Regions from separate parts of the Homo sapiens genome. Here region 1 is linked to region 2. A link is an interaction called in ENCODE POLR2A ChIA-PET data of the cell type or tissue named here. Cell type or tissue: GM12878. All regions are shown on one strand. Each heading gives the region's core, and the rest is flanking DNA. Links, peaks and the distances in the headings are about the cores only.

Evidence for each region. Peaks named below come from ENCODE experiments on the same cell type or tissue, not always from the same donor. Only the 100,000 strongest peaks of a DNase experiment are listed, where the experiment ranks them.
Region 1: POLR2A ChIA-PET joins it to region 2 with 6 read pairs; 3 of 35 experiments call an interaction of 5 or more read pairs at or near these places.

Annotation. Positions count from the first base shown.
Region 1 is chr10:118,980,572-118,991,852 of GRCh38, forward strand. The region is part of intron 2 of LINC03036 (long intergenic non-protein coding RNA 3036); the gene reads right to left. Among named protein-coding and RNA genes, the nearest start is that of LINC03036, 43 kb to the right of the region's middle. In GM12878, for the core only: no CTCF peak of the experiment used is centred there; a DNase peak (open chromatin) is centred at 6,860; H3K4me3 peaks cover 346 bases; H3K27ac peaks cover 687 bases.
Region 2 is chr10:119,049,033-119,060,313 of GRCh38, forward strand. EIF3A (eukaryotic translation initiation factor 3 subunit A) reads right to left here. Exons shown (of 22, transcript NM_003750.4): 10 at 10,570-10,686; 11 at 10,180-10,365; 12 at 8,924-9,271; 13 at 7,904-8,008; 14 at 7,708-7,821; 15 at 2,167-2,289; 16 at 1,489-1,642; 17 at 769-953. SNORA19 (small nucleolar RNA, H/ACA box 19) reads right to left here and starts at 11,106; the gene lies at 10,979-11,106. In GM12878, for the core only: no CTCF peak of the experiment used is centred there; no DNase peak of the experiment used is centred there.

The sequences.
Region 1 (11,281 bases), core at 5,621-8,120, 71 kb before region 2:
GGTGAGACCGTCATAACCAGGATTTCACGTGATCCTCTCACAGCCTTGGATCGGAGAGGAATCGGGGTCCTCATTTGACAGAGGAGGAAGTGACTCCTCCGAAGGCCCAGGGTCGTACAGTTATAACCATCAGACCACCTGGGCCTGTGACGTGGACTTGAAGGGTCTGTGTCTTTTCTGAAGCCCCTCACCCTGGCTGAAGGGACAGCTCCTCCCCCTGGCAAGCTACTTCTCTGTACCTCAGTTTCCTCATGGATAAAATAGGGATGATAATAATAGTCTCTGCTTCATGGGACTACTAGGAGAATTCAATGACATTCACATTCCTGAAGCACTTAGCATAATTCCTGGCACATCAAAAATCCTAGCAGCCACTATTGCCACTGCGGCTGTTACCTTGACGTCAGGCTGCCTCCTCTGCAGCCTCCTCCAGCTTCATCCTGCAGCGAGGGAGTCCCAGGGACTGAAGTCAGCACTTTGGAGTCGTTTTCCTTACATGCACTTGAAACATCAATAAAAAGACCAAAGAACAAAAATCCACAATTACTCCACTTCACTACCCGACAGGCCCAGGGAGCTGTGTCCCATGGGAGAATGGCCTCATTAAATCACAGACATCCTTAAGCATTAGAAGCCAAACAAGGAGCGATGTAGCAACTGAGTGAAATCTGTTTCAATTAAAATGTGTTTTGCCTCCTGCTCCTGGAGGAGAATTTTCTCCTAAGGGCAGTTCCTAATCTCACAAACCTAAGGGCAGGTCTGTTCTCCCATCTGGGCCAGGGGTACCTGGGGGTGGCCAGGTGCCCTGTGTCCAGAGGAGTGCCTTGAAGATGACCAAGGTGGCCGGGCATGGTGGCTCACGCCTGTAATCCCAGCACTTTGGGAGGCTGAGGCAGGTAGATCATGAGGTCAGGAGTTTGAGACCAGTCTGGACAACATAGTGAAACCCCATCTCTACTAAAAATTCAAAAAATTAGCCAGACATGGTGATGTGCGCCTGTAATCCCAGCTACTCAGGAGGCTGAGGCAGGAGAATCACACGAACCTGGGAGGTGGAGGTTGCAGTGAGCTGAGATCGTGCCATTGAACTCCAGCCCGGGCGACAGTGCGAGACTACATCTCGAAAAAAAAAAAAAAGAAGAAGAAAGAAAAGAAAAACAGATGACCAAGGCCTTGTCCTGATCCAAATTCTCAGACAACTCACTGAACCTTCCACCCACCCCTACTGTTGAGCTTGGAGGACCCTCCTCCCCAGCCCTTGAGAAGAGACCTGGATCTTTTAGAGCTTAACGGAGCCACAGGAAGGACCAGAAAACACAATGGAATCGGGAGAAGTGAGTTCCTAAGGGCTCTCAGGTTTGACAATGACAACCAGAGGCAACCAACAACTACGGACAAAGCACAGCACAACAGAAAACACTACGAACTCCAACAAACCACACAGGCAGACCGGAAGCAGCTTCTGCCTACACATCCTGGAAAGGCCCCGTGCCCCACATCTCCCATGGCAGGTCTCCCGGGGGCCAGGGGCTTTCACTGCTTTCTTTCTGCTCCCAGCTCTCTCCCAGACAAAATGGGGCCAGTCTCATCGAAATTCATTCATTCACCTAACGAACCCCGAGTGCTGGCTCCCTCCTGGACGGGGGAGCTGCAGCATGAACAGGGCCGTCTCCCCAACTCCCACTGCGGGAGGCTGACTCTAAGCAAATCATCATCATTCAGTGTGAACAATGGGAATGGTTGCTCCCTAGACCATGAAAACCACAGCTGGAAGGTAGCAACCTCTGCCCTTCAAAATCAAAAGGTGCATTTTTGCCATTTGAAGGGACAAACTCCGGTAAGCACAGAGGGCAGTTTGTGCCTAGGGTGGGTGAGATGGGGGTGTGAGTGGGACCACCACCAACTCATTCTGTGCACAACATCAGACTCTCCTCCAAATACATGTTGTGTAAGAACCTAAGAGTTGTCAGTGTATAGGGGCCCCATGGGATTAGCCTGCCTGGGGCAGTCACAGCCCAAAATCTTGGCCTTCTTGCAAAAGATTCCCCAGAAGAAGCATGAACTTTCTCACACCTGTCAGGCCCTAGCAATGCCACTCTGCTTCCTTTATCCCATCCGTACCCAATCCCGTGAAGGAGGCAGACCAGGGATTGCCTCTCCCATTTTGCAGATGAGGAAATGAAGGCCGAGGAAGGTCGCATGACTCTGTAGTCCCTGGGTCTCCAGGTGCCCTGGCCAGAGTGCTCTATCTGCCCAAAATTCATATGTTGAAGCCTTACCCAACAATACTGCAGGATATGGCTTTATTTGGAGATAGGGTCTGTAAAGAGGTAATTAAAGTCAAATGAGGTCATTGCAGTAGGCCCCAATCCAATATAACTGCTGCCCTTATAAGAAGAGAAGATGAGGCTAGGCACGGTGGCTCACACCTGTAATCCCTGCACTTTGGGAGGCCAAGGAGGGTCGATCATTTGAGGTCAGGAGTCAAGACCAGCCTGGGCAACAAAGTGAAACCCCATCTCTACAAAAAAACACAAAAATTAGCCAACCATGGTGGCATGCACCTGTAGTTCCAGTTACTCAGGAGGCTGAGGCACGAGAATCACTTGAACCCAGGAGGTGGAGGTTGCTGCACTCTAGCCTGGGCAACAGAGCGAGACTGTCTCAAAAAAAAAAAAAAAAAAAAAGACAATGAAGGAGGCTTCCAGGAAGATGTCAGTATAGGGAGCACAAGGAAGCTGCCTCCACCTAGACAATAACTGCACTGGCAGAATCTGTCCTGCATAACTATTTTGGGACTCGAAAGGAGCCTATTGGAGGAGACTATTTTAAATAGGAGGTGACCAGAAGCTTGCAACTTCCAGGGGAAAGCTTGGTCTGCACATTGTGGTTAATTACAGTCAACCTCAGCTTTTGGCACAGCAGCAGCTACCATCCCCCAACCCCAGCTCTGTGGCAGACAGCTGTACATTTGTTCCAGGAGCAACCTGCAGATAGCTATTGGGAGCCAGGGCAAGCAAACATTGACCCTGGCCTCCACATCTCAGGATCTGTGTTCTGATTGCTGATTGCCACTTCTGATGACAGAGGTGCAAAGGGGCAGGCAGCCATTGTTGCACCTCCCCCCATTGTTGTAAGCCCCTCTCCTTCGGGCTGAATTGACTTCCAGGGGGACTTAAAGGGCCAGTGTCCTTCACCCCTTCCCTTCAATTTTCTTCTGTTTTCCTTTTGGAAACCATACATTAAAGCCTATGACATTCAAAAGCAATTGGATATACAGGGAAAATTAGAAATTGACCATGTATGTCCAAGGAAAGAAACAGGCTCAGAAAAAAAAAAAAAAACCTGACTCACGCCTGTAATCCCAGCACTTTGGGAGGCCGAGGCAGGCAGATCACTAGGTCAGGAGATCGAGACCATCCTGGCTAACATGGTGAAACCCCATCTCTACCAAAAATACAAAAAATTAGCCAGGTGTGGTGGCAGGCACCTGTAGTCCCAGCTACTCCAGAGGCTGAGGCAGGAGAATGGCATGAACCCAGGAGGCAGAGCTTGCAGTGAGCTGAGATCACGCCACTGCACTCCAGCCTGGGCGACAGAGCGAGACTCCATCTCAAGAAAAAAAAAAAAAAACAAACCTGAGAAGATCTTAAGTTTACACCTCAGGCTGATCCTTGGCACAGAGACAGCCTACAGTAATTCTGAAAATAAATAAAGAAATACATAGCAACAATGACAAAATAAAAAAACAGCAAACCCTAGGGGAGGGAGAGAATCTGATTTCCAGAGTTACTATATTATTAGATTCAAATGTCCAGTTTTCAACAACAAATGAAAATCACAAAGCATACAACGAAATAGGAAATTGTGACCCATTCAAAGGAAAAATGTAACTCAACAGAAACTGCCTCTGAAAAACACCTGGTAGCAGATCTACTAGACAAAGACTTCAAAACGACTGTCTTACAGATGCTCAAAAACTAGAGGAGATGTAGAAAAGTTATAAGAAATGGTCTATAAACAAAATGGAAAAATCAATAAAGAAACAGAAAACAAGAAACCAAAAAGAAATTTCAAAGCTGAAAAGTACTATAACTGGGCTGGGCGCGGTGGCTCACACCTGTAATCCCAGCACTTTGGGAGGCCGAGGCAGGCAGATCACGAGGTCAGGAGATCAAGACCATCCTGGCTAACATGGTGAAACCCTGTCTCTACCAAAAATACAAAAATTAGCTGGGCATGGTGGCGGGCGCCTATAATCCCAGCTACTCGGGAGGCTGAAGCAGGAGAATGGCGTGAACCCAGGAGGCAGAGCTTGCAGTGAGCTGAGATCGCACCACCGCACTCCAGCCTGGGCAACAGGGTGAGATCCATCTCTTAAAAAAAAAAAAAAAAGTACCATAACCAAAATGTAAAATTTACTAGAAATACTCAAAAGACTTATTTGGGCAGATAGAAAAAAGAATCAATGAACATGAAGACAGGACAAAGGAAATTATGGAGTCTAGGAACAGAAAGAAAAAAATTAAAGAAAAGTGAACAGAGCCCAAGGGACCTTTGGGACACAATGGACCAACATATACATTGTAGGAGTCTCAGAAGAAGAGATGGAAAAAGAGGAAGAAAGAATATTTGAAGAAATAGTGGCTGAAAACTTCCCAAATTTTATGAAGACATGAATATAAACATCCAAGAAGCTCAATAAACTCCAAGTAAGATGAACTCAAAGAGACCCACACTGAGACACATTACAATCAAACTTTCAGCTGGGCATGGTGGAACATGCCTGTAATCCCAGCATTTTGGGAGGCCAAGGTAGGCAGATCGCTTGAACTCAGGAGTTCAAAACCAGGCTGGGCAAAACAGCAATAGCCCGTCACTACAAAAAATACAAAAATTAGCTGGCTGTGGTGGTGTGCACCTGTAGTCCCAGCAACTTGGAAGGCTGAGGTGGGAGGATTGCTTGAGCTCAGGAGGTCAAGGCTGCAGTGAGCTGAGATCATGCCACTGCACTCCAGCCTGGGCAACCAAATAAGACCCTGTCTCAAAAAAAAAAAAAAAAGAAAAGAAGAAGAAGAAAGAATTTCGGAAGAGATAAGTGGCTGGTCACATACGGGATCTTCTCAATAAGATTATCAGCATATTTCTCATCTGAAACTTTGGAGGCCAGAAGGCAGTGGGCCAATATATTCAAGGTGCTAAAAGAAAAAGAACTGTCAACCAAGAATTCTATATTCATCAAAATTGTCCTTCAAAAGTTAAGGAGAAAGGATGAATAGAGTAATTGTGGGTATTAGAGGCTAGGAAGGGGAGGAGGAGGGAAGGATATGGAGACTTTAGTCAATGGATACAAAATTACAGTTAGATAGAAGGAATGAGTTCTGATCTTCTGCAGCACTGTAGGGTGAAAATGGTTAACTATAATTTGTTATATACAAGAGAGGATTTTGAATGTTCACAACACAAAGAAATCATAAATGTTTGAGGTAATGGATGTGCTAATTACCCTTATTTGATCATTCCACATCATACACATATATCAAAATATCACTCTCTATTCCATAAATATGTATAATTATGTGTTAACTCAAAATAAAAGAAATAAGTGTAATTTAAAGTGAAAAAAATGTTAAGTGAAGAGAAATTAAGACATTCTCAGATAAACAAAAATTAAGACAGCATCCACTAGTGGTGTTGTTATCACTAGGCCTACCCTGCAAGAAATGCTCAAGGGAATCCTGCAGGGTGAAATGAAAAGACATTAGACAGTAACTTGAAGCCATGTGAAGAAATAAAGGTCTCAATAAAGGTAAATATATGTGCAATTATAAAAGATATATTGTTGTAACAATTATATGTAACTTTATCTGTTTTTTACATGATTTCAGAGACTACTGCATTTTTAAAAATTAGTCTAAAAGCTAGTATTATTATAACTTCGATTGGTAGCCATACATTTTATTATCTACATAATTTAAGAAACTGATGAATTTAAAACAGCCATTGGCTTATATTTTTAGACACACAATATGTAAAGATGTAGTTCTGTGACATCAGCAACTGAAAGGAGTGGGGCTAGAACTGTAAAGGAACAGAGTTTTTGTGTGTTATTGAAGTTAATAAGGTATAAATTCAAATTAGGGTGTTATAATTTTAGGATGTTAAATGTAACCAAATCCCATCGTAACTACTAAGAAAATAGCTATAGAGTATGCACAAGGCCAGGTGTGGTGGCTCACACCTGTAATCCCAGCACTTTGGGAGGCTGAGGCAGGAGGATTGCTAGAGCCCAGGAGTTTGAGATCAGCCTGGGCAACATACCTAAACCCCGTCTCTATTAAAAAAAAAAAGTACAAAAATTAGCTGGGCATGGTAACACGCACCTGTGGTCCCAGCCACTTGGGAGGCTGACGTGGGAGGATTGCTTGAGCCCAGGAGGTCAAGGCTGCAGTGAGCCATTATGCCACTGCCCTCCAGCCTGAGCAACAGAGTGAGTCCCTGTCTCAAAAAAAAAAAATGCACAAAAAGAAATGAGAAAGGAATTTAAACATTCCACTACAAAAAATTAACCACAAAATAAAGCTATCATACAGGAAATGAGAGATTAAAAAAGCTATAAGGCATATCAAAAACTAATATAAAAATGACAGAAGTCCATCCTTAAGTAACAAAAATCAATAAAACCAAAATTTGGCTCTTTGGAAAGATCAACAAAATTGACAAGCCTTTAGATAGATGGACTAAGAAAAAAACAGAAGAAGACTCAAATTACTAAAATCAGAAACGAAAGTGAAAACATTACCACAAATTTTACAGAAATGAAAAGGTTATAAGCAGGTACTATGAACAATTGTATACCCCAAAATTAGATAATTTAGAGAAAATGGACAAATTCCTAGAAACACAAAAACCAATACTAAATTTCTATTTTCAGAAATAGAAAATCTAGGCTGAGCACAGTAGTTCATGCCTGTAATCTAACACTTTGGGAGGCCCAGGCAGGGAGATTATATGAGGCCAGGAGTTCAGGACCAGCCCAGCCCACATAGCAAAACCCCGTCTCTACCAAAAAATACAAAAATTAGCCAGGCGTAGTGTTGCATGCCTGTAGTCCCAGCTACTTGGGAGGCTGAAGTGGGAGAATTGCTTTGAACCCAGGAAGCAGAGGAGGTTGCAATGAGCCGAAATTGTACCACTGCACTCCAGCCTAGGCTACACAGTGAGACTATGGAAGGAAGGAAAGAAGTAAGGAAGGAAGGGAGGGAGGGAGGGAGGGAGGGAAGGAGGGGGGAAGGAGGGAGAGGAGAAAGAGGGAGAGGGAGATTGAACCAGTAATCAAAAAATCTCCTGACAAAGAAAAGCCCTGGTAGACCTGATGGCTTCACTGGTAAATTCAATCAAACATTTACAGAAGGGCAACAATCCTTCTCAAACTTTTCCAAGAAATTGAAAAGGAAGGAAAACTTCTTTACTCATTGTATGAGGCCAGCATTACCCTGATACCAAAGCTAGATAAAGACACTACAAGAAAACAAAACTACAGACCAATGTCCTTTATGAACATGGATGCAAACATTGTCAAAAAATACTAGCAAACCAAATTCAGCAGCTTATTAAAAGCCTTATACACCATAACCAAGTAGGATTTAGTCCTCAAACAAGGATGGTTCAACATACAAAAATTGACCAATGTGACATACAACATTAACAGGATGAAGGGGAAAAAAACCACATGATCATCTCAATTGATGCAGAAAAAATAGCATGTGACAAAATTCAACAGCCTTTCATGACAAAAAAAAAAAAAGCCTCAACAAAGTAGGAATGCAAAAAATAAATAAATAAATACCTCAGTTGGCCAGGGGCAGTGGCTCATGCCTATAGTCCCAGCACTTTGGGAGGCCAAGGTGGGTGGATCACCTGAGGTCAGGGGTTCGAGACCAGCCTGGCCAACATGGTGAAACCCCGTATCTACTAAAAATACAAAATTAGCCAAGCATGGTGACACATGCCTGTAATCCCTGCTACTTAGGAGGCTGAAGTCAGAGAATTGTTTGAGCCTGGGAGGCACAAGCTGCAGTGAGCCAAGAGTACACTGCACTCCAGCCTGGGCAACAGAGTGAGACTCCGTCTAAAAAAAAAAAAAAAAAAAAAAAACCTCAATATAATAAAACCCATTTATGAAAAACCCACAACAAATGTCATACTCAATGGTAAAAGACTAAAAGCTTGTTATCTAAGATCAGGAAGAAGGCAAGGATGCCCACTTTTGCCACTTCAACATAGCAGTGGAAATTCTAGCAAGAGAAATTCGTCAAGAAAAAGAAATAAAAACATCCAATTGGAAAAAAAAAAAGAAGCAAAATTATCTCCGTTCAGAGATGATATGATTTTCATATGTAGAAAACCCTAAGTATTTCACCCAAAAAAAAGCTGGAACTAATAAATGAATTCAGCAAAGTAGTAAGATACAAAATCAACACACAAAAACTAGTTGCATTTCTAAACACTAACAATGCGCAATCTGAAATGGAAATTACAAAAACAATTCCATGTACAACAGTAACAAAATGAATAGAATACTTAGGAATTAACCAAGGGGGTGAAAGATTTGTAGAATGAAAACTACAAAACATTGCTGAAATAAAGAAGACATAGGCTGGGCACGGTGGCTCATGTCTATAATCCCAACACTTTGGGAGGCTGAGGTGAAAGGATCACCTGAGCCCAGAAGTTCAAGACCAGTCTGGGAAACATAGTGAAACCCCATCTTTACAAAAAAGAAAAAATACAAAAATGCGACAGACGTGGTGGCACACACCTGTAGTCTCAGCTACTCAGGAGGCTGAGGTAGGAGGATTCCCTGAGCCCTGGAGGTTGAGGCTGCAGTGAGTCATGATTGCACCACTGCACTCCAGGCTGGGCAACAGAGTGAGACCCTGTCTCAAAAAAAAAATAATAAAAATAAGTGAATAAATAAAATAAAGAAGACATAAATAAATGGAAACACATCCCACATTCATGGATTGGAAAACTACTACTACTAAGATGTCAATACTACCCAAAGCAATCTACAGATTCAATGCAATCCCTAACAAAATCCTAATGATGTTTTTCAAAGAAATAGAAAACCCCATCCTAAAATTCACATGGAATCTCAAAGGACCATGAACAGCCAAAACAATCTTGAAAAAGAACAGCAAAGCTGGAAAATTCATACTTCCTGATTTCAAACTTACTACAAAGCTATGGTAATCAAACCAGTGTGGAACTGGCATAAAGATAACATATAGACCAATGGAATAGAGAGCCCAGAAATAATAAACCCTCACATGGGGTTTATTAATTTTTTTTTTTTGAAACAGAGCTTCACTCTTGTCGCCTAGGTTGGAGTGCAGTGGCGGGACCTCGGCTCACTGCAACCTCTATCTCCTGGGTTCAAGCGGTTCTCGTGCCTCAGCTTCCTGAGTAGCTGGGGTTACAGGAGCCCACCACCATGCCTGGCTGGTTTTTGTATTTTTAGTAGAAACAGGGTTTTACCATGTTAGCCAGGCTGGTCTCAAACTCCTGACCTCAGGTGATCCACCCACCTCAGCCTCCCAAAGTTGCGGGATTGCAGGCATGAGCCACCCTGCCCAGCTGGATTTACTGATTTTTGACAAAGGTGCCAAAACCATTCCATGGCAAAAGACAGTTTATTCAACAAATGGTGCTGGGAAATCTGAACATCCACAAGCAAAAGAATGAAACTGGACCCTTACCTAACACCATATACAAAAATTAACTAAAAAATGGATCAAAGACCTAAATGTAAGACCTAAAACTATAGATGCTTAGAAGAAAACATAGGGCTCAGAGAGCTCAGGAGAAAGGAGAATAGGGAGTTAGTGTTTAATGGGTATAGAGTTTCAGTTTTACAGCATGAAGAGTTCTGGAGGTAGATGGTAATGATATTTGCACATCATTATGAAGGTCTGTAATAGTAGATGCAAAAGTAATTGCTGTTTTGCCATTACCTTTAATGGGAAAAACTGCAATTACTTTTATGCCAAATTAATACGTTGATATAACTGTACACTTAAAAATGTTTAAAATGTTAAAATTTGTTATGTGTATTCCACTACAATTTTTTAAATGGAAAAAAAAAAAGGAGAAGGAGATGAAGGATTAAGACAGACACACAGGGAGGGAAGATGGCAATCTACAAGCTAAGAAGAGAGGCCTCAAAAGAAACCAATCCTGCCCACACCTTGATTTTGGAATTCTAGCCTCCAGAATTGTGGGAAAAGTAATTTCTGTTGCTTAAGTCACCCAGTCTGTGGTACCTTGCTAGGAGATCCCTAGAAAACTAATACACTCATCTATGAGCCTTGCTGGGAGACAGAGCCCAACCCCCACTGCAGAAGCAAAAAAATGCCAGGTTCTCATCTTGGATTGGTCAAACAAATACATCTTGAACTTTAAGTGGGAGGCTGGTGACATCGAGAAGCAGAGAACCCAGTTTGGTGGATGTCACAGGAACACCAGATTTCCAGGAGCTGCACAACATATAGTTGCTGTGGTCCCCTGTCTGCAGCAGACACAGGTGTGTCGATACACCTGGCCATCCTTTGGTGGTCCCACCAGAGTGCTGATGGCATAGTGCCTCATTGTGGTCAAGTGAGCTGGCATCCCCACTGTACAGAAAAGGTTCACACAGCAGGCCTGAGACTTCTGTCCTTAGAAAGGGCTGCTTGAAAGACTGTCCCTGGGCTGGTATCTGGGAACTTGGATTTGGGGAGTATTTTCCCTATTCGCTAACTGTTAAGACGGGCTAATCAGTTTGTCAATTAGGGAATGCTTAAATGTTTGTACAATGTGGTTTATGCTAGACACCTGCTTTCCTTCTGAGGGTCTGGTAATTTGATACATGCTAGGCAAAGAGTGCCTATGAAATTGACCCTTCATAAAAACCCTGGACTCCTAGGCACAGACAAGCTTCCCCAGTTTACAACATTCACACCTGTTCTCTCAGTCTGATGCTGGAGAAATTAAGCATATCCTATGGACTCCGCTGGGAGAGGACGCTTAGAAGCTTGCACCTCGTTTCCTCCAGGTTTTGTCCAACGCATTTTTTCCATTTACTATTTCTCTTTGTATCGGTTTGCTGTGATAAATCCTAGCCATAGGTATGACTGTATGTTGAGCCCTATGAGTCCTTCTAGCAATTCACCAAACATGAAAGTAATCTCGGAAATGCCTGTAAGGACACACTGTGAATCCAAAATATCTGAGACAGATC
Region 2 (11,281 bases), core at 8,568-11,067:
GGACAAAACTTTCATGACACGCATGCGCAAAAGTATGCTTAAGCCTGTAAAATTCCATCTTTGCTAAGACAAGTATAATTCTTCCCCCCTTAGGTGCCTTCTGTTCTTTGGGAAAACTACCACATTAAAAAGAGCGGTGAAAATGGGCTGGGTGCGGTGGCTCGCGCCTGTAATCCCAGCACTTTGGGAGGCCAAGGCAAGCAGATTGTTTGAGGTCAGGAGTTCAAGACCAACCTGGCCAACATGGTGAAACCATATTTCTAATTTTAGTAGTAAATTTTGTATTTTCTACTAAAAATACAAAAATCAGCCAGGCATGGTGTTGGGCGCCTATAATTCCAACTACTTGGAAGACTGAAGCAAGAGAATGGCTTGAACCTGGGAGGCAGAGATTGCAGGAAGCCGAGACAGAGATCACACCACTGCACTCCAGCCTGGGCAATGAAGCGAGACTCTGTCTCAAAAAAAAAAAAAAAAGAGAAAGAGATGTGAAAATAACTGATTTAAATACATTTACATAGGTATCATGGAAGAGAACTGGGTGATAAAAATACATCACAATTACAAAAATCAGCCAGGCATGGTGGTATGCACCTGTAATCTCAGCTACTCAGGAGGCTGAGACACGAGAATCACTTGAACCCGGGGGCTGAGATTGCACCACTGTACTCCAGCCTGGGCAACCTGGGCGACAGAGCAAGACTGTGCCTCAACCAAAAAAAAAAAGTCACATTAAAACAAAATAAAATCAATAAACCCTATACTCACCTTTCTAGAAAGGGAACTATCGCCAAGTCTTCTCTCTTCCTCTCTACGCCGTTCTCGTTCTTCAATTTCCAACTCCCTTTGGCGTTTTTTCCTTTCCACTTCTTCTAATTTCTTCACCCGCTCCTGATACTCTCGTAGCTCTTCCTCGCGTTTTGCTCGTTCGGCGCGCTCTCTCTCTTCCCGCTCTAGACCATTGATTAGGTTACTAAGTGTGCCTCCCAGCCATATCTTCCCCCTAGTGCTAGTTCCACTTTTCTGGTATTAAACAGGTAGCATAATGTACAAGTAAAAGAATTTGAAAATAGTTTGTAATCAGCTACAGGACAGAACATAGTCAAGAAAATAAGTACTACACCCCTCAACTATAGTTTTGTAATAAGATACTAGAATCCCTCCCCCATCCCTGAGCAATCTGGGATTCCAGATATAGCATCATTTAACAGCCATCATCTGGAATGTATTCCTCAATAAATGTTAATACACAGAATACGGTGATTAAAAAAAGTATTAATTTCTAGAAGAACATCAAATGTGTGGGGAAATGCTGGCAGACGATGTAACAACTTCACATACAGCAAACTGGGTTCTGAGATCCAGTTAATTACAGTGCTAAAAGGCCAATTACCTTGATTCCTGTATTTTCTACATAAGATCACTAAAAACTAGATCTTAACACCAACCTTGCATTAGCACCCCTCCAATCCTGTTTGACCTGTGTACCTTTTAGCATTTGTTCTTCTGCCCTTCTCTGCTCCTCCTCTTCTTTTTCTCTATAGTATGTTATCCTGCGTTCTTCTTTACGCTGCCTTTTCCGTTCTTCCAATCGATTATGCCTTTCTTCTGCTAATCGCTCTTCAAACTGTTTAAGTTTTTCCTGCAATCGAAGTAACCCCCAACCCAAAAAGGGCACACTTTGTCAAGAGCAACAAACTCGCAGAAAGCTATTAGGTTTACAAAAGACTCTCAAGTGTATCAGAATCATCGAAAGCAACCTCTCAGCACAAAAACTCTAACTTCCAAATGACCATTAACTTGTCAGCAGGCCAAATTTTAAAACATTTAAATTGTTGATATTACCTACCTCCAGTGGGTTTGTCTTTATACAAAATAATTCAATGGTCAAATTAGAATCTAAGCCCAGGACATTTTGATCTAGTTTTTTCATTTCTAACAAAAACAGTAAACAAAACTTGTATTAAATTATGCATTCAACTTTCACCTTTAGAACAATTTTGATGATTGTTTTGCTTATGAAATATCATCCAAAAATTTCTATTATTTGAATGACCGTTACACATAGTAACTCAATAAAGAATATACCAATTTGTTAAGGGAGAACCCTTAGGCCAATACTAGAAAGCTCATGAATAAACATTTCCCAAAAATCAGCAAGCTCACCTCATAAACAGACTGCCGTGCAGCTTTGAGTCGCATTACGAATAAATCTCTGTCTTCAAGCATTCGTGACATTCGATTCTTATGTTCAAGAGCCTTTTCACGTTCTAGCTGCATTGTAGTAATCTGCAAGTACAAATATTGTGAAATTTCAATGCACTTTTTTTTTTACTCATTAACCCCAAATTACTGAGAAATACTCTTGAAAAATTAGAAGCTGCTCCACTGCCCCTTCTGTCATGCCATAAAAATGAAAACGTTAACTACATCCATGTCAATAGGTCCCCAGAAGGCAATTACGGGCAAGAGGTAGACAAAGTAATCCTGAGGCATTTAGGAGAGACAGTTTTCATTTAGCCCCATGATACCAGGAACTTTATAAAGGAAAAATTATGATACACGGACACACCTTGGAGGCACTGCAGGTTTGGTTCTAGACCACCACAATAAAGAATATTGCAATAAAGCAAGCAACGCAGATTTTTTGGTTATCCGATGCATATAGAAGTTTGCAGTCTATTAAGTATACAATAGCATGTCTAAAACACCAATGTACAAACCTTAATTTTAAAATACTGTAAGTCAGATGCAGTAGTACGCTGAGGCAAGAGAATCACTTGAGCCCAGGAGTGCAAGATCAGCCTGGACAACATGGTGAGACTCCTGTTCTCAAAGAAAACAAAACAAAAAATACTTTATTGCTAAAAAATGCTAATGATCACCTGAGCCTTCAATGAGTCATAATCTTTTTGCTAGTGGAGTCTTGCTTCAATGTTGACGACTGCTGAATGATCAGCATGGCAGATACTAAAGGATGGGGTGACTATGGTATAATTTCTTAAAATAGGTAACAATGAAGTTTGCCACACTGATTGCAACCTCTTACAAAAGATTCATCTAGCATGTGGCACTGGTTGACGGTTTTTAACTCAAGAGTAGAATTTCAATTTGATCCAATCCTCTCAAACCCTGCTGCTGCTTTATCAACTACACTTATGGAATATTCTAAATCCTTTGTTGTCAGGTCAACAATGTTCGTAGCATTTTCACCAGGAGATTTCAAGAAACCACTTACTTTGCTCATCCATAAGAAGCAACTCCTCACCCATCCAAGCTTTATCATGAGATTGCAGCAATTCAGTCACATCTTCAGGTTATAGTCTTTTTTGGTTTTGTGTGTGTGTGTGTGTGTGTGTGTGTGTGTTTTAAGACAGGGTCTGTCTCTGTCACCCAAGCACTGGAGTGCAATGGCACCATCTCAGCTCACTGCAACCTCTGCATCCTCCCACCTCAGTCAGCCTCCCAAGTAGCTGGAACTGCAGGCACACTCCACCATGCCTGGCTAATTTTCCTGTTTTTTTGTAGAGACAGGGTTTCACCATGTTGCCCAGGCTGGTCTCAAACTCCTGGACTCATGCAATCTGCCCACCTCAGCCTCCCAAAGAGCTGGGATTAGAGGTGTGAGCCACCCCACCCAGCCTATACATCTAACTCTACTTCTCTTGCTGTTTTCACCACATCTGCAATTATTTTCTCCACTCTACTCATGTACCCCTCCAAGTCATCCATGAGGCTTGGAATCAACTTCTTCCAAACTCTTTCTAATGCTGATATTTTGACCTCCTCCCACGAATCACAAATGGCATCTGGAATAAAGAATTCCTTCCAGCAGGTTTTCAACGTACTTTGCCCAGATCCACCAAAGGAATCACTATGGCAGCTACAGGTTTATGAAATATATTTCTTAAATAATAAGACTTGAAAGACAAAATTATTCCTAGATCTACGGGCTGCAGAATGCATACTGTGTTAACAGGCATGAAAACAAACATTAATCTCTCTTATACATCACTGTCAGAGCTGTCATACGATCAGATGCATTGTCAATGAGCAGCAATATTCTGAAAACTTTTTTTTTTGAGCAGTAGGTCTCAACAGGGGGCTTAAAATATTCAGCAAACCATGCTATTAACAGATATGCTGTCATTCAGGCTTTGTTCTTTCATGTACAGACCACAGAAAGGGTAGATGCAGCATAATTCTTAAGGACCCTAGGATTTTTGGAATGACGAGAATTGGCTTCAACTTCCAGTTAGCAGCTGCATTAACCCCTAAACAGTGAGCATACCCTTTGATGCTCTCAAGCTAGGCACTGACTTCCCTCTAGGTATGAAAGACCTAGCTGGCCATCTTCTTCCAACAGAAGGTCGTTTCATCTACACTGAAAATCTATTGGCTGGGCACCATGGCTCACCCCTGTAATCCCAACACTTTGTGAGGCTGAAGCAGGCAGACTGCTTGACTTCAGGAGTTTGAGACCAGCCTGGGAAGCCTGGGGAGAGCCTGTCTCCACTAAAAATACAAAAAAAAAAAAAAAAAAAAAGCTAGGCATGGTGGTGCATGCCTGTGGTCGCAGCTACTCAGGAGGCTGAAGTGGGCACTTGAGCCCAGGGGGTAGATACTGTAGGGAGCTGAGATCACGCCACTGCACTCCAGCCTGGGTGATAGAGTGAGACCCTGTCTCTCAAAAAAGTAAGAAAGTCTGTTGTTTAAGTGTAGCCACCTTCATCAACTATCTCAGCCAAATCTTCTGAATAACTTGCTGTAGCTCCTCCATCAGCACTTGCTGCTTCACATCGTACTGTTATGTCATAAAGACGGTTTTCCTTAAACCTTATGAACCAACCTCTGCTAGCTTCATACTTTTCTTCTGCAGCTTCCTTTATTGATTGATTGATTGATTGAGACAGAGTCTCCCATGGTTGCCCAGGGTGGAGTGCAGTGGCGCAATCTCAGCTCACTGCAACCTCTGCCTCCCAGGTTCATGCAATTCTCCTGCCTCAGCCTCCTGAGTATCTGGGATTACAGGCATCTGCCACCACGCCCAGCTAATTTTTGTAATTTTAGTAGAGACGGGTTCTTGCCATGTTGGCCAGGCTGGTCTCAAACTCCTGACCTCAAGTGATCTGCCCTCCTCGGCCTCCCAAAGTGCTTATATTACAGACGTGAGCCACCAGGCCTGGCCTTCTGCGGCTTTCTAACCTCTCTCAGCTATTTGTATTATTAACTGTTGAGAGTTATAGCCTTGCTCTCGATCAGGCTTTGGCTAAAGGGAATGTTGTGGCTGGTTTGATCCAGACCAATGAAACTTTTTCCATATCAGCAATAAGGCTGTTTCACTTTCTCACTGTTTATGTGTTCACTGGAGTAGCATTTTTAATTTCAAGAACTCTTCCGGGCCAGGCACGGTGGCTCATGCCTGTAATCCCAGCACTTTGGGAGGCCGAGATGAGCAGATCACCTGAGGCCAGGAGTTTGAGACCAGCCTGACCAACATAGAGAAACCCCGTCTCTAATTAAAAAAAAAAAAAAAAAGTACAAAATTAGCTGGGTGTGGTGGCACATGCCTGTAATCTCAGCTACTCGGGAGGCTGAGGCACGAGAATCACTTGAACTGGGAGGCGGAGGCTGCAGTGGGCTGAGATTGCGCCATTGCACTCCAGCTTGGGCAACAACGGCGAAACTCCATCTCAAAAAAAAAAAAAAAGCTTTTCCTTTGCATTCACAACTTGATTAGTGCAAGAGGCCTAGCTTTCAACATGCCTTCCTCACTAAGCTTAATCATTTCTAGCATTTGATTTAAAGTGAGACAGGTGACTCTTCTATTCAGTTGAACACTTAAAAGCCATTGTGGAATTGTTAATTAGCCTAATTTCAATATTACCTCTCAGGAGCTGGGCACAGTGGCTCACGCCTATAATCCCAGCACTTTGGGAGGCTGAGGCGAACAGAACACTTGAGGTCAGGAGTTCAAGACCAGCCCAGCCAACACGGTGACCTCATCTCCACTAAAAACACAAAAACTAGCCGGGCATGGTGGCAGGCGCCTGTAATCCCAGCTACTTGGGAGGCTGCGGCCAGAGAATCACTTGAACCCGGCGGGGGCAGAGGTTGCAGTGTGCCGAGATTGCGCCACTGCACTCCAGCCTGGGCGACAGAATGAAACTCTGTCTCAAATAAATATATACATATTAGTGTCTCAGGGAATAATAGGAAGGGTCAAGGACAGGGAGAGACAGAGAGTAAGGGAATGGCCAGTCGGTAGAACAGTCAGAAGAGACTTAATTTACAGATTAAGTTCACCGCCTTCTATGAGTGTGGTTCGTGGCACCCCAAAATAATTACAACAGTAACATCAAAGATCACTGATCACTACAACAAATATAATGAAAAAGTATTAAATACTTTGAGAATTACCAAAATGTGACAGAGACATGAAATGAGCACATGCTGCTGGAAAAATGGTGTCAACAGACTTGCTCAATGCAAGGTTACCACAAACTTTTAATATGTAAAAGAAGAAATAAGAATAAAAATAATAATAATATGGGGGGCTGGGGGAGGTGTGATTCACACCCATAATCCCAGCACTTTGGGAGGCCCAGCCAGGAGAATCGTTTGAGCCCAGGACTTTGAGACCTGCCTGGGTAACACAAAAGCACAATAAAGTGAAGCACAATAAAACAAGGTGTGCCTATATATAATAAAATAAAATAATAAATATGACATGGTAACAACAAACACCATGGTTTAATTTTTAAAGGCATTTTCATCCTTAAAAACACCTGGAAATCAATGCAAGATGATATATGGCTATTTCTTTTCTACCCTACATGAAAAACTGAAGGCTCCAAATCAACCCAATTTGGTCTGCAGCACTTTTCTAATTAGTTTTTAATTATTTACATGTTAAGAGAATTATCACAAAAATTCCAACTTTTCCAGAAAAAAAAATGGGAAGGGCTGGCAATCCTAGGCCCATTAATCTCCAAGGGACAACAATCAGATTAAACCAAGAAAAGGCTGCATTCTCCTATCACACCCTACACCGATGTTTGCCTCCTGCTTATGGTTACTTTTTTAAAGTAGATCTGCTTACTCACTTTTATTACATATTTGGTGCCGTAAGCATTTGTAAACCATGCTTTTGTATCATTAGGTAAATATAAAATATACTATAAGTTAACAAAACTATGGAATGACCTGTTTAGTCACGAAAGACAACACAGTACACAATTCCATTTATATAAAATGTCCAGAATCAGCAAATCTAGAGAAAGGAGTAGTTTAGCGGTTGCCTAGGGCTGGGGTGGTGGGGAAGAATAGGGATGACTACTGCTAATGGGTTTAGAACTTCTTTTTGAGACGTGTTTTAAAATTAGATTGTGGAGATGGCTGCACAATTCTGCAAGTAAAATGAAAACTATGAGATGTATAAACATGCCATACAATTTACCCATTTAAAGTGTATATAAAGCAGTTTTTTATAAAATGGGCTTTTCAGTTGTCCTTTGTTTTCCAAGTTTCGTTTGTAATCTCTATTGTGAAATTTTCCCTCTTTCTACCAATCTGTTCATAGGCAGCCATTAGAGCACCATTTCTAGCAGAAGAATACAAAATAAAGCAATTCTGAATCCTTGGTTCCATTACTGGCAGAGGATTTTATTACAATCTAAAAATATTACAATTAAATAAAAAACTTACTCTTTCTTCCTCTTGTTGCTCCCACAGATCCATGTCTTTAATTCTCTGTTCCTCGTAAGCGCTCTTTATCAAAGGAATTTCTTCCAAACGTTTGGCTCTTTCAAAATAGTCAATCTGAATGACACGAAAACACACGTAGTTTTAAAAAATCTCTCTTAACTTGGTATGTTAAAGGTTTACCAACCCTTTCATTTACCTTCTTTTCTTGATTCTTTAGGCGTTCTTGAAGTTCTTTCTTTTCTTTCTCCAGTTGTTCAACCTGTTTAGCCATGATAAAATCTGGATCCAATTCCTCAAGGTCCTGAAAGGTAATACAAATGCACAATTGTTAATAAAGAGAAACAAGCAATGCCTAACATAACTCACTGCTTTCTAGAATAAAATCCTACATTGCTTTTATTGTTACAATGGGTGATAATTTAGGAAATGTAAAAATATTATACAATAGCCTTATTTCCATTTGACCATAAGGAAAAAAATATCCATACATCCTTTTCTCACTACTCCAACCTACATCTACCCAGACTCTACTAAATAGGGTAAGCAAACCTAATCCAAAAACCCAAAATCTGAAATGCTCCCAATTTTAAAACTTTCTGAGCACCAACATGGTGCCACAAGTGTAAAATTCCACACCTGACCCATGTGACAGGTCAGTCAAAATGCATTCAAAACTTTGTTTCATGCACAAAATTATGTAAAATAGTGTACAAAATTACCTTCAGGCTATGTGTATAAGGTGTCTATGAAACAGGTCATGTGTGGTGGCTCACACCTATAACCCCAGCAATTTGGGAGGCTGAGGCAAGTAGATCACTTGAGGTCAGGAGTTCAAGACCAGCCTGGCCAACATGGTGAAACCCTGTCTCTACTAAAAATACAAAAATTAGCCAGGTATGGTGGCAGGCGCCTGTAATCCCAGCTAGTTGGGAGGCTGAGGCAGGAGAATCACTTGAACCCGGGAGGCGGAGGTTGCAGTGAGCTGAGATCACGTCACTGCACTCCAGCCTGGGCGACAAGATAATACTCCGTCTCAAAAAAAACACAAAACTTCACAGAGCAATAAACATATGCTTACTCACAGATTTAGTCATGACCAGCTGTACCAAAATGCATGAAATAACCCAGTAAGCCAACAAATGGTAAAGGACTGTGGTTCTAAGAGTACAAAATACCTGGATAAAACTAATTTTTTAATAACTAAGATGCTACGTACTTCAATATCAATATCTTTGAATGCTTTGGCACCCAGTTCTGTTTTCTTGATCTGCTCCAAACGCTCTCGGACAGTTTTCTTTTTGATTTGTTCATGTTCCTGTAAGATACGCTCCTTCTCTCTCTCCTTTGCTTCCTGGCGCAGCCTCTCTTCCTCAGCCTTCCGCACTTTCTGGAGTTCAGCTTCCCTCTGTTCCAATTCTTCTTTCTCACGCTGAATATTCAGACTCTCAAGGCGCTCTTTTCTCTCCTCAATTGTCTGGCGGCGAGCCAGGATCCGCTGGTGCTCTTTTCGTGAATTTTTAAGGTATGCAGTGACAGCCAACTGATGCTGTTCTTCTTTCTCTTGCTTCAAAAACAAATGAATTTTTTTACATGACCAAAATTAACATTCTCTGGTATTAGGCATCAAAGAAATTACAAAATAATCCTGATGTACTGCCTTTCTATGTATCTGCATTTGATAATGGAAGATGACACTATCCAAGCTGTTTGTTTTCGGTATTAAATGCTATGGTGTTGCTCCTATTCAGTCTTTTAATAGCAATGACGCAGCTAAAGAAGCTCTCCTAGATAAGACAACTTTTCTCTGCACCAAACCTACCTTAGGTGTTCATTAACAGAGCTCACATACAAGAAATAACTTGTTACAGGCAGTGGCTCATGCGTGTAACCCCATCACTTTTGGGAGGCCAAGGCGGGTGGATCACTTGAGGCCAGGACTTTGAGACCAGCATGGCCAACATGGTGAAACCCCATCTCTACTAAAAATACAAAACATTAGCTGTGCACGTGGTACGTGCCTGTAGTCCCAGCTACACAGGAGGCTGAGGCACAAGAATTGCTTGAACCCAGGAGGTAGAGATTGCAATGAGCCGAGATGGCATCACTGCACTCCAGCCTGGGTGAGAGTGAGACTCCATCTCAAAAAAGAAAAAAAAGAAATAACTTAAGCAGGAGGGAAAAATCCAGTCACTGTATTTCACTATTTGAGGAATCCTATGTCCACTCTGTTGTTTCTGTAACATAATCCACCCTATTACATTACCTACACAGAGTAGTATTTTGTTCAATGGAAGAAAGCTCAATGATTTGTGTATTTGATCAAATAACAAAACTACCAAGTACAATTCTATAGGAAACATATCATAAATCCCTTCTCTCAGATATTGTCTCAAACCTTTTTGTAAAAGACATGGCATGGCGTTAAGAGTCCCTCAAAACTTCTGGGATTTATTTCCCCGGGAAGATGCATACCAGTATATGAGCTGGTTTAATGACTTCAAGTGCTTTTGCAAGTACTGAGGACATGGCTGTCAGCTGGTTTCTTATCTGCTCTGAAGGCATGCTTTGCAAATGAGGACCAATCGGAGCATCTTCTCGAGTAGCATAATTCAAATCAGATCCAAAACTCAGGGTCCGAGAAGTGTGATCAATACGAACCTTTGAAAATTAAATTATCAATGGTTAAATCCACAAGTAAGCATGAAGTCAAAAAGTAACAGAAGAATGTCATATACAAAAGCTGGAAAAGTTCACTCAGTAAACTTTAAAATGGTATCACTGTACCAAAAGCTGAGAAACAGAAGGTATGTGTCTTTCTAGCCCTCAAGGGCCTTCTCCTGTCTCCTTACAGCACATACCTACCTGCAAGTCGCAATGCCTGGCTGCATCTACTATGGCCCGTTCCAGTTGGAAAGCATCAACAAAAGGAACCAAAGAAGTCAAACGAGAAAACTCAATGCTCTGATAAATCTGTGACACCTGCATAGAAAACAAAGGGTTAATAACACTAGCCACTGTTTATTCAGCACTTTTTATGTGCAATCTCATGACAGTCATGGGAAGTAGAAATTATGCCAGAGAATTTATGTTAGCAGTACATTGTTAAAGCCAGAATGCTAATCCCAGACCATCGACTCTAAACTCCATGCTTTGAGAACCATTATCATACTATTCCTCAAACCTATAATCTTTTCAAATCCTAGTTGTTGTAAAACAAAAAAGCCTAAAAACCTGCTACTTACCGAATATATTTAAACACTTCTTATAGAATTTTTGTCTGAAGGAGACTGGCAGCATTACTATTTATAGTTATACTGCTAATTAGCCTTCAATTATTTGTATAGCACATAAGAAATAACACTACTCACATAAAAGAAAGCAGGTCAATGAAATGTGCACAAATACTGAGATGAAAATATAATAAAACGCCCTCCTTCCCAAATGCAACAAATGGAAAACAAAATGGGAGCACTTACTGACTTAAGCCCCTGGACTAAAATATATGAAAAGGCTGTCTCATTCACTCATGGTGGGGGGTCTATTAATCCAGGCTTCTGAATAGCTATTAAAGCTT